Linked DNA regions of Homo sapiens: all the other regions are linked to region 3. A link is a contact called in ENCODE Hi-C data. All regions are on one chromosome and are shown on one strand. The core of a region is the stretch at or near the end of the contact, and the rest is flanking DNA. Distances in the headings are between cores, read along the strand shown. Region 1 holds the start of ZMYM3 (zinc finger MYM-type containing 3). Region 2 overlaps LOC107985688 (a long non-coding RNA gene). Region 3 holds the start of PIN4 (peptidylprolyl cis/trans isomerase, NIMA-interacting 4).

The links. A loop is a pair of places that touch in the nucleus more often than their neighbours do. Pooled maps may share reads with other maps.
Region 1: a pooled map shows a loop between it and region 3 (17-fold over the local background). The contact joins the promoter of ZMYM3 here to the promoter of PIN4 in region 3. A Hi-C loop is called at or near these places in 7 of 50 pooled maps.
Region 2: a loop to region 3 is called in a map of CD8-positive, alpha-beta T cell, with 5 times the contacts of the local background. The contact joins the enhancer-like site here to the promoter of PIN4 in region 3. A Hi-C loop is called at or near these places in 1 of 168 maps with a recorded cell type or tissue (CD8-positive, alpha-beta T cell), 1 of 37 single-sample maps with no recorded cell type and 10 of 50 pooled maps.

Annotation. Positions count from the first base shown.
Region 1 is chrX:71,251,495-71,256,357 of GRCh38, reverse strand. ZMYM3 (zinc finger MYM-type containing 3) reads left to right here and starts at 2,218. Exons shown (of 25, transcript NM_201599.3): 1 at 2,218-2,329; 2 at 3,084-3,769; 3 at 4,757-4,800. The coding sequence starts at 3,103. It overlaps LOC105373247 (a long non-coding RNA gene), which reads right to left and starts at 1,550. Exons shown (of 4, transcript XR_938434.2): 1 at 1,358-1,550. RefSeq lists silencers at 1,603-1,652, 1,673-1,722.
Region 2 is chrX:71,179,694-71,184,363 of GRCh38, reverse strand. It overlaps LOC107985688 (a long non-coding RNA gene), which reads left to right. Exons shown (of 2, transcript XR_001755878.2): 2 at 347-982. Among named protein-coding and RNA genes, the nearest start is that of NLGN3, 37 kb to the right of the region's middle. RefSeq lists enhancers at 1,892-1,981, 2,031-2,325, 2,382-2,431. Within about 2 kb of position 2,308, at least 35 of the 41 ENCODE cell types and tissues checked have a DNase peak (open chromatin) inside an H3K27ac peak, as active enhancers do; they include CD8-positive, alpha-beta T cell, where a contact is called at or near this core.
Region 3 is chrX:72,178,708-72,183,106 of GRCh38, reverse strand. PIN4 (peptidylprolyl cis/trans isomerase, NIMA-interacting 4) reads right to left here and starts at 1,350. Exons shown (of 4, transcript NM_006223.4): 1 at 1,279-1,350. The coding sequence starts at 1,321. RefSeq lists an enhancer at 1,091-1,310.

The DNA of each region.
Region 1 (4,863 bases), core at 969-3,468, 930 kb after region 3:
TTGGAACTCCCGGGCTCAAAGGATCCAACCGTCTTGGCATCCCAAAGTGCCAGGATTACAGGCGTGAGTCACTGCGCCAGACTTAAAATGTGGTTGTTAATGACTACGTCTGTTGCATAACCAAAATCCCCTATTATTGGGCATTTAGATTGTTTCCTTATCTGTTTTAAAGAGGAGAAAACTAAGGCCCTTCACTTGACAAGTCACTTGTCCAAAGTCACCTGGCTAAAAAGTAGGCAGAACTGATATTAGAAATCTGGTCTGACTCCAGAACCCATTCTTAGGCCACCACACTGCGTCTAGAATTAATAACACACCACTTAACCCCGTTAGATCAGCTCCCCTCAACTTGAAAGATAGTGACCAGGCACCTCCACAAGCAGAGCAGCCAAGGATTCAAGTATATGTTGAGGAAGGCAGGCAATACAGAAAAAACTAGGTGGCTCAACTGAGATGGAACAAGCAGAAAATGCAAAGGGGAGGTCCAGGAATAGAAATAAACAGGAGGTAGGAGATGGGTACACAGAATGCTGGTTAAGACAAAGAGAAAGCTGGATTTGGGAAATCTAAAAGTAAGAAACTCTGGCTTTTATCTCTGTATGTAGGAGGGAGCAAAGATAACCTCAAGGCCATGTGGGGAGCTAGCAAGGATAAGGTTTCTGGGAAAAGGAATGAGAAAAGGGAGGGTAAACTCCCGAGGACTACAAGAGCAGGAGAGGCTTTGTGTGGCCAGGAGGAGAGGCCAGAAGTCAACGAGGCAGGCTAGAATAGGCACTGGATACCAAACCTTCCTGTTCCTAAGGAGACTTCCTTCCAGCCTGAGCCTCCTCTAGTAGTTCGGCTACTAAATGCTCTCAGCCCTTAGGGGCTGTGGTGGGAAGTGGGGAGCGGGGATTGTAAAGTGCTCTAACTATTAATATAATGCGGACTGAGAATGGATGCTGGCACAATTTTTTAAAGGCAGTAGGCTTAACGCTAGTGCCACCTACCCCTACTCCACTTCTCTAGCCTAACCTCAGCCACACCCACATGCTAAGGACCATCCAGGAGGGGGGAGCGTGTAGCGCGCCTGCGTGCTCGTGCGCACGAGAAGCAGAGAGGCAGAGAAGGAGACAAAAAGAGATAGGGGGAGAGAGAGAGAGAGAGCGAGAAGAGAGAGACAGACAAGGACAGAAAGGGGGCTGGAGGAGAAAGAGAGAGAGAGATACAGAGAGAGAGAGAGAGAGAGAGAGAGAGAGAGAGAGAGAGAGAGAGAGAGAGAGAGAGAGAGAGATCAGCCCTGGTGAGGGAGGAAAACTCCATAGATAATACAGGGAGCTCCTGCAGGAAGACTCAGGGAGAAGATCCCAGAACTTACCCTAAGACTGTTGAGAGAGTAGGGGGTAGCTTTGCAGGACCTGGTTTGGGGGTCATCAAGCAGTAACGGTTACTGCACAGGCGTTGCCACTGAGCCAGAGCCATTTAACCCGACCTGTGTGGCTGGGGATCAAGCTTCAGATACCCCATAACTCTGACTCTCAGACTGTTTTGGGGGCCCCGTGGCTGCAGACAAGGGAAGGAGGGGCACGTGAGGGCTGGGTCCCTGCCTCCCCCCGTCCTCCGCTGTCACTCACTACCCCAACAGTCGCCCAGGGGGCGGGACCCGGAGAGGTGGGGATGGGGGAGGGTAATCTTGGCAGGCGCCTGCTGCATGGCGTAGGTAGGGACTATTGAGGGGGGCGGACGCCGAGGGGGTGAACACGAGTGGGAAGCTAAGAGAGACACGGGGAGGGGGAGGGGACCGGGAACCATTTGAATGAGAGGAGGGGATCACGGGTAGAGTGGGCTCCAGGAGGTAGGGCGAGCAGGGTGTGACGGGGGCCAGACTCTTGAGCCAGGTAAGGGGAGCAGGTGCGTAGATCTGTGTTTTTTGTGGGTGAGCGCACTCGGCCCTTGGGTGGAAAGGGGACGCCGCCTTTCCCGGGGGGCCGGCTTCAAAGCTCCAGAGGCTATCTTTTCCTTCTCAACTAACGGGGCCCCGGGCGGGGGCTCAGGCGCCGTCTCTAGTGGCTGCATTCCACTCCGCAATTTCCAGGCGGCCACTGGACTGGGAGTCTCGCGCCGGGGGCCGGCGCTGTCTCGCGAGCCCCCTCCTCGAGCCAGCCAATGGGGTTGGTTGCTGGCACCGCCCGCCCGCCTGGTGCAGAGCGCTGGGCGCTGCGAGCGGCGCTGCCATTTAAAGGGGCCGCGACCCCTGTCCCGGCTGCTAGGGAGGGAGGTAGAGAAGGAGCGCGGGGCCGTCGCTGTCTGCAGTTCTAGGCTTGTAGCCTTTGCACTAACCCTGCCGCAGGTAGGGGTCGGGCCTGCTCAAGCCGAACCGAACCTGCAAGCGGGATCTTGCAGTAGCCGGGAGGCGGTGGTGGGGGGGTCTAAGGAGAGATCGTAGCTCCAAAATGTCTTCCTGTAAATGCCTGAGGTTGGGGGTGGGCAACAGGAGAAGGGAGGACTGGAGGAGCAATGGGAAAGGGGGACGGGGCTGAGGAAGTGGGCGACCTGAAAGGTAACTGGGGGGAAGGGGTTGCGAAGGGCAGTTTGTGGGGGCGGGGGAAGGGCCGAGGGAGGACCTAGCAACGCGGGGAGGGGGGGTGGGGCCAGACAGGGTGGGTAAAGACTGGGGAGCTGGGGGGCTCCTGCAGAGTGGGGAGGGAATAGAAACTGAGATCGCGGGGGCGGGAAAGGCTCCTGGTGGCGACGGCCTTAGGAGACTCTAAGGGGGCGTTCAGCCTGAGTTGCGGGGGGTAAAAGGTAAGGGGGGAAGGGAATGGGAGTTGCAGTCGAGTAGGGGGGTGGGCGGGTAGAACGACCGACTGCCTGGCCAGTGTGGGCACGGGGCCAGGGCGGGGAACGCCTCTCCCCACTGGGGGCGCTGTATTGGGGGGAGTGGTCATTAGGACTAAAGCCTTCGGAAATGCTTGTAGATTGTGGTGGTGGGGGCTGCTCATGAGAAATCCAAGTGGATGATGGGGTGTGTCTCAGAGCCTATATAAGAAGGAATTCAGGCTAAGACCACCTCTACTGCCCCCTCTTCTACTCCTAATCTGCAGTACATATCCAGCCATACTCATGGACCCCAGTGATTTCCCCAGTCCATTTGACCCATTGACCCTGCCAGAGAAGCCCCTGGCTGGAGACCTACCAGTAGACATGGAATTTGGAGAGGATCTACTGGAATCCCAGACTGCCCCAACTCGAGGATGGGCCCCCCCTGGCCCTTCTCCATCCTCGGGAGCCCTGGACCTGCTTGATACCCCTGCTGGCCTGGAAAAAGACCCTGGAGTCCTGGATGGAGCCACTGAGTTGCTGGGGCTGGGGGGGCTGCTCTATAAAGCCCCCTCTCCCCCGGAGGTGGACCACGGTCCTGAGGGAACCCTGGCATGGGATGCAGGAGATCAGACCCTAGAGCCTGGACCAGGGGGCCAGACCCCTGAGGTGGTACCACCTGATCCAGGGGCTGGGGCAAATTCCTGTTCACCTGAGGGGCTACTAGAGCCTTTGGCTCCAGATTCTCCAATAACACTGCAGTCCCCACATATTGAAGAGGAGGAGACCACCTCCATAGCTACTGCAAGAAGGGGCTCCCCTGGGCAGGAGGAGGAGCTTCCCCAAGGGCAGCCACAGAGCCCAAATGCCCCGCCTAGCCCTTCAGTGGGAGAGACTCTGGGGGATGGAATCAACAGTTCTCAGACCAAACCTGGGGGCTCTAGCCCCCCTGCACATCCTTCCTTGCCAGGTAGGTTGCCTAATTATCTGGAGAATCAGGGCTGGGAGAGGGTGGTGGTAAGGAGGGGTGGCTATGTGCTTTGGGAAGTAGTGGGGAGGAGGAGGGTGGAGAGATAAGTGTAGGGATGTGTGTGGGGAAGGACTTGGGGTTTACGAGGGAGGAGTGGGGTGGTGTGTAGAGGAAGATTAAGGAAAGTAGGGGTGGGCACAGGCTGTGGGGGAGGAATGGGGTAAGGTTTCAGGGAGCGTAGGTTGGGAGGAGTGAATTTGGTGGGAAGGGTTCCCTTTTTCCTACCCCAGTGGGCTTTTGGTGCCAGAGTCCTTCCTTCAGGATTTGGGGGAGTACACCAGGCTTCTTGGTTCTAAGACCTTTACAGCTTTTTGGTTCTAGATGGGAGTGGGATTTCTGGGTTTGATGAATGGTAACTAGGTTCTGGAGCCCCTAACAGCATAAGGATTTCAGCAGAGCGATAGAAATGCAGGGTCTAGGATTGCGTCTCTGATAGGGGAGGGACAACCTTGACTTGAGAGGCTCTAGTGTCTCCCCTCTTCTGCCTAGTGGTGTGCCTCTATCAGGCTGTGACGAGGGTCTTAGGGCTTATATAACCACCTGAATCCAGGGGAAGCTACCCATACACTGATGCTTCCTTTTCCTTTTGCTACCTTTGGGTGGTTGTGTGTGTTTTTCATTGGTAAAATATAAATTCTTAATGAAAGGTATATTACCTGTGTTTCCTTAACCCCCAAGGATTGGGACAGAAAGCTGGTGGGAAGGATAGATTTTTTTTTTTTCATGGAATAGCTGCACGTGCACCCCCCCACCCTTAGTACAGAGCCTGAGGTAACCCTGAGAGGGGCCCCAAGAAGCCACAGGCACTCGAGTTTTCCCTTTCAGTTTTGAGTAAGTTCTTCCCCAGGAATGGAGGCGGGGGTTGGGCCGGGGAGAGGGTGGTGAGGGCAGGCTCAACATTTAGGCTGCCTTCTGCTTCCTTTGCAGGAGATGGCCTGACTGCGAAGGCGAGTGAGAAGCCGCCTGAACGGGTGAGGGGGAGGGGATTGGAAGGAGTCTGGTTCCCCCTTAGCTCTGGGAAGGACAGACCCTTC
Region 2 (4,670 bases), core at 1,059-3,558, 1.0 Mb after region 3:
ATCCCACTCCCACCTCGGGAGGCAAATACCTTATCTCCATTTGGTTCTGTCACTCAGCTATTTCTGCAATCCCATGTCCTCTAGGAATCCTTTGCAGTTGAGAGCCAATAGCTTTCCTGGTCCCAATCTGCCTAGATAAACAAAAAACTCTCACGATTGCCCACTCCCACTTTTCATCTCAGTTACATGCATTTATCCTGATTCCTTCCCCCTGAAATTGCACTGACCCCAGATGTGTGGCTGGTGTGAACATTTGTGGATTACACATTTTACACATGAACCTACTTCTCCCCACCCTGCATGTATGTGCTTTCTGCATTTTCTTTTTTTATTTTATTTTTTTAAGACAGGGTCTCACTGAGTGCAGCGGCACGATCTTGGCTCACTGCAACCTCCGCCTCCCAGGTCCAAGCGATTCTCCTGCCTCAGCCTCCTGAGTAGCTGGCATTACAGGTATGAACCATCATGCCCAGCTAATTTTTGTGATTTTAGTAGAGACAGGGTTTCACCATGTTGACCAGGCTGGTCTGGAACTCCTGACCTCAAGTGATCCGTCTGCCTCGGCCTCCTAAAGTGCTGGGATTACAGGCATGAGCCACCGTGCCTGGCCGCTTTCTGCATTTTTAGTGTCACTCAACCCTTGTTGTCTCTGATTGTCAAGGCAACGACTACGTGTAAAGTAATGTGGACAGAGTCTTGGACAGAGAAATGCCTCAGAAATGTTTTGTGATGAAGATGAAGGAGAGGCGCTGGAAGCAGAAACTGGGGAGGGGGTAGGATTCGTGTCTCCACTTACTCTCCACCCCAGCAGGGACAGAAAGCATGCCTCCTCTTTCCTGTTCATTGGCTACATTCCTCTCTGAGGCCAGAGGGGCAAGCTGGACAATGCAAATGAACTTTGGATGAGACTTAGCCAAGGGGCCTCCAAAGGGAGAGCAGCGGGGCTGCTTAGGAGGGAATAAAAAAATAAGGTGGTCACCTATTTCTTAGCACCTTCTTTGTTTTCCCAATCGGCAAACTCCTGTCCTCTCCTGGAGATCCAAGACCAAAATGCAAAAGCTCCCTCAGAATATGTGCCTGAGTCTGAGAGCACTTTGCAGACTGGGAGGCCCCTGAGTCTCTAGCCTTTGGTATGATACTCAGGCTCCGGGGAATTGATCCTGCACCCATTATTCACAAAGCCCTATACAAGGCAGTGTTAAACTTAGGTCAAACTGCAAGTTTTCAATCACATGCTTTAGCTGTGGGATAAAGAGACACAGCAGAGAAGTGGTGATGGTTGTGTGAGCATCAAAGAGCAAATGAGACTACAAGAAGCAGCCCAAAGGGGGCAAATTTAGCCAGTCTCTTGCCAACTTCTCACTATGGATGTTCTATTGGCTTCATTTGACCCTATCCAGGAAAGCTAGGATTTCTTGTGCAGGTGGAAGTCCATTCATTCGCCTATTTCAGGGGTCTGGGTCCAGAAGAGCTTGTTAGTTCAGTCTCAGCTCCCTACTTTTCTTACTCCCCCTTCCTTTCCCCCTCCTCCTATTAACGACTGAAGGTCTGTTTCCTCTTTAGGGCTGCAATTTTGCATTTGCAGCCCCCGGCAAAACTGTCATACGTGCCCACCGCAGGTGCCCACTGCAGATGCCCGAGACCCAGAGAAATGTTTGTAAACTTTCAACCCTGACTGTACTCCCCCGGACTCCTCCCTCAGTGGGGCCGGCTGTTGGGGCAAGGCAGCTGACCTTTGCTAGGGACTCAGAGCTGCGGGGGTTCTGGAATTGAACTGGAAATTGAGTGGCAAAAGCCCCGCTGTCGTTTCTCCTGCCCCTGCTCCCACCCCGATCTTGTGGACGAGAAAAAGCTCAAAGAACAGTGAGGGGTTAAGCTCCTTATAAGGAAATGAACCTCCTCTTTCCTGTACGGAAATTGTGCTTTTTGCTTCTATATGTTCAAAATACACTGTAAAAAAACGATCCTCGATAGGATTCACCAAATCCACTTCCCTAGGGCGAGGCGGCGGAGGTGGGGGGTGGGCGTCGAGTGGGAGCGAGGAGAGAGAGGACGGGAGGGGCGGGAATCAGGCGAGTGTGTGAAGAATTTGAGGGATGAGTCATCAAAAACAAACTGGGAAAGGGAGCGGAACTAGTAATCCGAGCTGGGAAGCAGACGAACATTCATTAGACGCAGATCGTGTCAATCACGTTTGCTCCGCAAATGACCTGAGAGCCTGCCGGGCCTCTCCGACCGGAAAAAGGGTTTTGGTGGGCGGTCTAAAGATTTTGAAATCGGAAAAGGCAGATTGCTAGCGAGCCGTCAGAGCAGCTTGCCGCAGCTCAGGCGGGCTCCGCAGAAAGATGGCGTTTGCTATCAAGGTCACATGGCCACTTTAGGGGACTAAAACGAAATACTAGCTGAGAACAACAGGAACTGCCAGCACAGGATCAGATTTTCAGAAGCAGTCTCAATTCTAAGTGTCTTTTTCTAATTAGAATCGTAAGCACATTTTTTTGTATTTGTCCGAACACATGTCCTAAGTCATCAAAACTATGTGAAGGGGTGGAGTTTCACTGGGGGTCTTCTCTTTCCGGGAGCCTGAAAAGGATGGGAGGAGGGTGGGGGAAACCCAAGGGCCAGGGTAACCGCAGAACCGGAAAGCAGCACGTGCCAGGACAGAAGGCACCCACTAGGGTCTCTGCACTGAGAGCAGTATGGGAAACCGATTCCACCAGGGACTGTGAAACTCACTAGATCTGTTAGGCTGGTGCAAAAGTAATGGCGGTTTTTGCCGTTAAAGGTAATTGCAAAAACCGCCATTACTTTTGCACCAACCTTCAGGTTCGGGTCTACGCAGCTTTGTCTAACCTCTGACCTCTCATGAGTTGGGAAAGGTTACCCTGGCAAAAAAGGATTTGCTTAGGTGCCCTATACATTGTACCAGATAACTTCCTCTATGATTTTTTTTTTTTTTTTTGAGATGGAGTTTTCACTCTTGTTGCCCAGGCTGGAGTGCAATGGCACGATCTCGGCTCCTTGCAACCTCCGCCTCCCGGGTTCAAGTGATTCTGCTGCCTCAGCCTTCGAAGTAGCTGGGATTACAGGTACCTGCCACCACATCTGGCTAATTTTTTGTACTTTTAGTGGAGATGGGGTTTCACCATGTTGGCCCAGCTGGTCTCGAACTCCTGACCTCAGGTGATCCACCTGCCTCAGCTTCCCAAAGTGCTTGGATTACAGGCGTGAGTCACTGCGCCTGGCCTCCTCTGTGGTTAAGCTTTATTTATTTATTTATTTATTTATTTATTTATTTATTTATTTATTTTGAGATGGAATTTCGCTCTGTCATCCAGGCTGGAGTGCAGTGGTTCAGCTCAGTGCAACTTCCACCTCCCGGGTTCAAGCTATTCTCCAGCCTCAGCCTCCCGAGTAGCTGGGGTTACAGGAGTGTGCCACCATGCCCAGCTAATTTTTGTATTTTAGTAGAGATGGGGTTTATTTTATTTTTATTTAGTAGAGGCAGGGTTTCACCATGTTGGCCAGGCTAGTCTCAAACTCCTGACCTTAGGTGATCTGCCCATCTCGGCCTCCGTAAGTCCTGGGATTACAGGTGTGAGCCATCAGGCCCGGCCAACTATGGTTAAACTTTAGTTGATACAAGATAAGAAATGTGAACACTGTAAGCCCATTTGTTTGTGTGTTCTCTTGTTACCTCTTTTGGTTACTTTCTTATTCATTAGTGTCCTAGCAAATGTTACTTTTCAAAAATTGCAGCCTTGTCTTAACTAAAAGATAAAAAGGAATTTGTTTACTTCTTAGCCGGTACAGTTAGAGGGCATGCACTCTGGCAGCCCTGTAATATAGGGACCAGGGAAGAACTGAGGCAAATAAAAGTAGTGATCCATGAATCGAAGCATTCAAATCTAGCTGATGGTTTCTTTCTTTTGCACTTCTGCCATTTTCATGCCCCTCACCTGCAATTGACAATCCAAACTGAGAGCTGGTCCAGGATTCTCCAGCACCCAGAAGAGCCTGAGTGGGCACAACAGAAACTCAGACTTTAAGGGTACCTAGGAATGGAAGTAGTAGCAGAAGGATTAACCTTTTCATTAGCTCAGTCTTGTCCTTGCTCAGCTCTGGCCATCCCAGTTCAAGCCATCCCCTCAAACTATGCTCTACTAATACTCCTTTATAAGTTATCATCAGACCACTCCAGTTTTTGTTTGTTTGTTTGTTGTTGTTGTTGTTGAGACAGAGTCTCAGGCTGTCGCCCAGGCTGGAGTGCAGTGGCGCGGTCTCGGTTCACTGCAACCTCCGCCTCCCAGGTTGAAGTGATTCTCCTGCCTTACCCTCCAGAGTAGCTGGGATTACAGGCACCCGCCACCATACCTAGCTAATTTTTGTATTTTTTGTAGAGACGGGTTTTCACCACGTTGGCCAGGCTGGTCTCAAAAATTCCTGACCTCAAGTGATCCGCCCACCTCGGCCTCCCAAAGTGCTGGGATTACAGGTGTGAGCCACCGCACCCAGCCTCAGTGTCAGTTTTATTGATCCTTTTGAATCTATTTAGGAATGGGGCTTGAGGGAAAAGGGGGCCACCATCTGTTCTGTTATCTGAGGCACCGTTTCTCCCTCCCCTAACCTTTAAGAGGGGCTGTAGGAATTCTAAGTGTAGTTTCAATAAA
Region 3 (4,399 bases), core at 101-2,600:
CACCCCTCCCCAACCCAATAAATCACCAAGTCTTGACTATTTCACATCCTAATATTTACAGAATCTTTTCTCTTTTCTCAGTTCCCACAGCCACTCCCTTAGGTCAGTCCACCATCATCTCTCACCAAGACTACCACAACAATCTCCTTACAGGTCTTTCTGATCCTTAACTGTCCTTCTTAGCAGAATATATAGCACTCTCCATGATCTCGTCTTTGTTTCTGTTTTCATTCTCACCACTTGCCATTCTGCCTTGAGTTTTTGCTCCAGCAACACTACGCTGCACACATCATGCTGTTTCTCACCTCAGTGCTTTTGCTGCTGGACCCCAAGTAAGGAATGCTTTAACCTACCCTCAATGCACATCTTGACCTGCCTAATTCATCTCCAGGAAGTCTTCCGTTCCCTGTTCCCCAGCTAAATGAAGGACTTCCCTCAATTTCTATTATATCCCATACACATCCCTCAACACTACATTTAGTACAGTGCTTTATGATCACTAAGCCTTTATCTTCCTCACTACTTCGGGAGCTCCTTAAGGCCAAAATCTCTTTTTTTTTTTTGAGACAGAGGCTCGCTCTGTCGCCCAGGCTGGAGTGCAGTGGCGCGATCTCGGTTCATTGCAACCTCTGCCTCCCGAGTTCAAGCGATTCTCCTGCCTCAGCCTCCCGAGTAGCTGGGATTACGGGCGCGCACCACCACCACGCCTGGCGAATTTTTGTATTTTTAGTAGAGACGGGGTTTCGCCATGTTGGCCAAGCTGGTCTCGAACTCCTGACCTCGTGATCCATCCTCCCTCGGCCTCCCAAAGTGCTGGGATTATAGGCGTGAGCCACCGCGCCCAGCCTTCTGTCTTATTTGTGTATCCTCAGCGCTTAGCACTCTGCCTGACACATTTCTGTTCAATGGATGAATGATTCCTTCCCCGATGGTGGGCATGTCATTCTGTAAGCATTAAAGTGAACTTTAAGGACCATAACCAATGTGTACTTCCTATTGCTGGCTTTTGATAAGACCCAATTTTAGAGCTCTAATAACCCCTTGAAATAGCAGCCCTAAGTCATCGCCTCCGAGGAACTATCCCCATCAGATTCCATTACCCACTAGGACGGTCCCTGAACCGTAGCCCAATGTATTCCTACAGATGTAATCGATGGCAGCACTGTGGGGCCACTGGCTACCTGCTGCGTCCGTCCCGGACTCCGGAGATGGACTGTCTGTTCCCTCCCTTCGCTCCTCACCCGCCCCCATTCTCCTTGATCGCTCTGGCCGCTCTACCTTTCCCCGCTTTTCCAGAACCACTTTTTCCTTTGGGCGGCATCTTGGAAGCTTGTTGTTGAACGCTGAACCGCTCCAGTTGCCGTACAAGCCCCTTTAGAAGCCCCGCCATGGGCATGTCCTAAACAAATGCCTGAAAGCCGCATCTCAATTGACCGTTCTTATTGCGGCTCCGGAAGCAGGCACAGCTTGGGGCAGACCCCGTCCTTTGGCTCTTGGACCAATGGGGCTGAAGATGTCTGACCAATAAGACGCTTGGGCCGAAACAAAGGCAGAGGGGCGGAGACAAAGGCCGGATTAGGGCGGGAAGCCTGGCCTCTGCGCTTTTTGTGACTTCTTTCACGCACCCTAATTTGCACCAGATCCCCCACTCCCCACACTCTACGCCCGAAGCTCCCCCGTTCCCCTCAACCTGGCTTTTTTCACGCGTGCGCAGTAGGAGCCACGGGGGTGGGTGGCTCTGCAGTCCCTCGGCGCCAGCTCTGGCCAATCCCGCGGGGCCGCCAGACAAAGGGAAGCAGGAGTACTGTGGTGGCGGCCAACTTCCGCTGTCTCCTCCTACACACAGGGCTGCCCTCCCTGGCAGTTTTTCGTTTGTTAATTTTATTCTGCAGTTGTAGCTAATTAGGTTCAAAAGGTAGTTTTTAAAAAAGCCTGTCACCTTTTTGCGTCTTGCAGAGCTCAGTCATGGAGAAACATTGGAAGCAGTCTGAGTGCTCCTCAGTCGGGTACTGCTTAAATAATGTTTTAGCCACACAAGAAGATATTATACAACATTCAAAATAACGATTGTAAGGCTGTGTGTACAGATAGGGGAAATGTTTTTAAGACCAAGATAAAGAATATGATTCCTTGTAAAAGAAGTATATGTAATGTATTGTATGTTATATGAATATAAAGGAGAGGAAAGCTATAGAGCAAGATGTGGCCAGTGGTGCTAGTGCATACAGGTCATCGTGTTTGTTTCTGTGTATTTTCCAAAATTTCCATAATGGTGCAGCATAGTGTAGTAAAAGCATGGATTCTGGAGCCAGATTGCCCAGTTTCAAATCCCTGCTCCACATCTGTCTACTAGCTCCATGACCTTGAGGAAGTTACTTCACCTCTCTTTGGCTCAGTTTCATCATCTGTGAAATGGAGTTGATGATAATAGTACCTACTATTATCCTATCAGGTGTTAAGAGAATTAAACAAGTTCATATCTGTAAAGCACATAAAATGATGGCTTGCTCATATTAATAATGTTTGCCTAAGATAAATGATTTTTGAATTTGTGCCCACACACTTTTTCTCCCCTTACAATCCCTCCCACCATCAATAATTTGTATATGATATGTCAGGGCGTTTCCTCCAGTCCATGAGAGAGCTGTCCTAGCTTGCCACTACCAGCCAGAATATAGAGGTCTTCCAGCTCAGAGTTTAGTTTTTGGATGCAGCCTTGCTGGACCTGGAGATGCTTCATGCTCATACCAGGGAATCAGGTGTTTCTGAGACTGTGCTCATTCCCTACTCAAGACATAACATGGAGCCCTCTTATGTTTGGCTGCTTTAAATTCTGGACACATTTTGGGCACTCCTTGTTTTCGGATTGGGAGTGATCAACTGCGGAGGACACATCTAGTGGTGAGGGGATCATTGCTCTGCCACTTCTGAAGTGGATCCCGCACCTGTACTAATTCTCCAAGTTCGGCTGCGAGATGGAGGGGCGGGGGAGTTGGGATTGGGTGTTGACGATGACAGCGTAGCCTTGTGTTCATCAGGTTATCTATGGCCAAGAGGCCCAAGAGGAACATTTACTTTTGATTTTTCTTTCTTTTTTTTTTTTTTTTATTTTTTATTTTTTATTTTTTTTTTTTATTGATCATTCTTGGGTGTTTCTCGCAGAGGGGGATTTGGCAGGGTCATAGGACAATAGTGGAGGGAAGGTCAGCAGATAAACAAGTGAACAAAGGTCTCTGGTTTTCCTAGGCAGAGGACCCTGCGGCCTTCCGCAGTGTTTGTGTCCCTGGGTACTTAAGATTAGGGAGTGGTGATGACTCTTAACGAGCATGCTGCCTTCAAGCATCTGTTTAACAAAGCACATCTTGCACCGCCCTTAATCCATTTAACCCTGAGTGGACACAGCACATGTTTCAGAGAGCACAGGGTTGGGGATAAGGTCACAGATCAACAGGATCCCAAGGCAGAAGAATTTTTCTTAGTACAGAACAAAATGAAAAGTCTCCCATGTCTACTTCTATCCACACAGACCCGGCAACCATCTGATTTCTCAATTTTTTCCCCACCCTTCCCGCCTTTCTATTCCACAAAACCGCCATTGTCATCATGGCCCATCCCCAATGAGCCGCTGGGCACATCTCCCATACGGGGTCGTGGCCGGGCAGAGGGGCTCCTCACTTCCCAGTAGGGGCGGCCGGGCAGAAGCGCCCCTCACCTCCCGGATGGGGCGGCTGGCCGGGCGGGGGGCTGACCCCCCCACCATCCTCCCGGACGGGGCGGCTGGCCAGGCAGAGGGGCTCCTCACTTCCCAGTAGGGGCGGCCGGGCAGAGGCGCCCCTCACCTCCCGGACGGGGCGGCCGGCCGGGCGGGGGGCTGACCCCCCCACCTCCCTCCCGGACAGGGCGGCTGGCCGACCCCCCCCCCGCCTCCCTCCCGGACGGGGCGGCTGGCCGGGCAGAGGGGCTCCTCACTTCCCAGTAGGGGCGGCTGGGCAGAGGCGCCCCTCACCTCCCGGACGGGGCGGCTGGCCAGGCGGGGGGCTGATCCCCCCACCTCCCTCCCGGACGGGGCGGCTGGCCGGGCGGGGGGCTGACCCCCCCCACCTCCCTCCCGGACGGGGCGGCTGGCCAGGTGGGGGGCTGACCCCCCACCTCCCTCCCGGATGGGGCGGCTGGCCAGGCGGGGGGCTGACCCCCCCACCTCCCTCCCGGACGGGGCGGCTGGCCGGGCGGGGGGCTGATCCCCCCACCTCCCTCCCGGACTGGGCGGCTGGCCGGGCGGGGGGCTGACCCCCCCCACCTCCCTCCCGGACGGGGTGGCTGCCGGGCGGAGACGCTCCTCACTTCCCAGACGGGGTGGCTGCCAGACGGAGGGGCTCCTCACTTCTCAGACGGGGCGGTT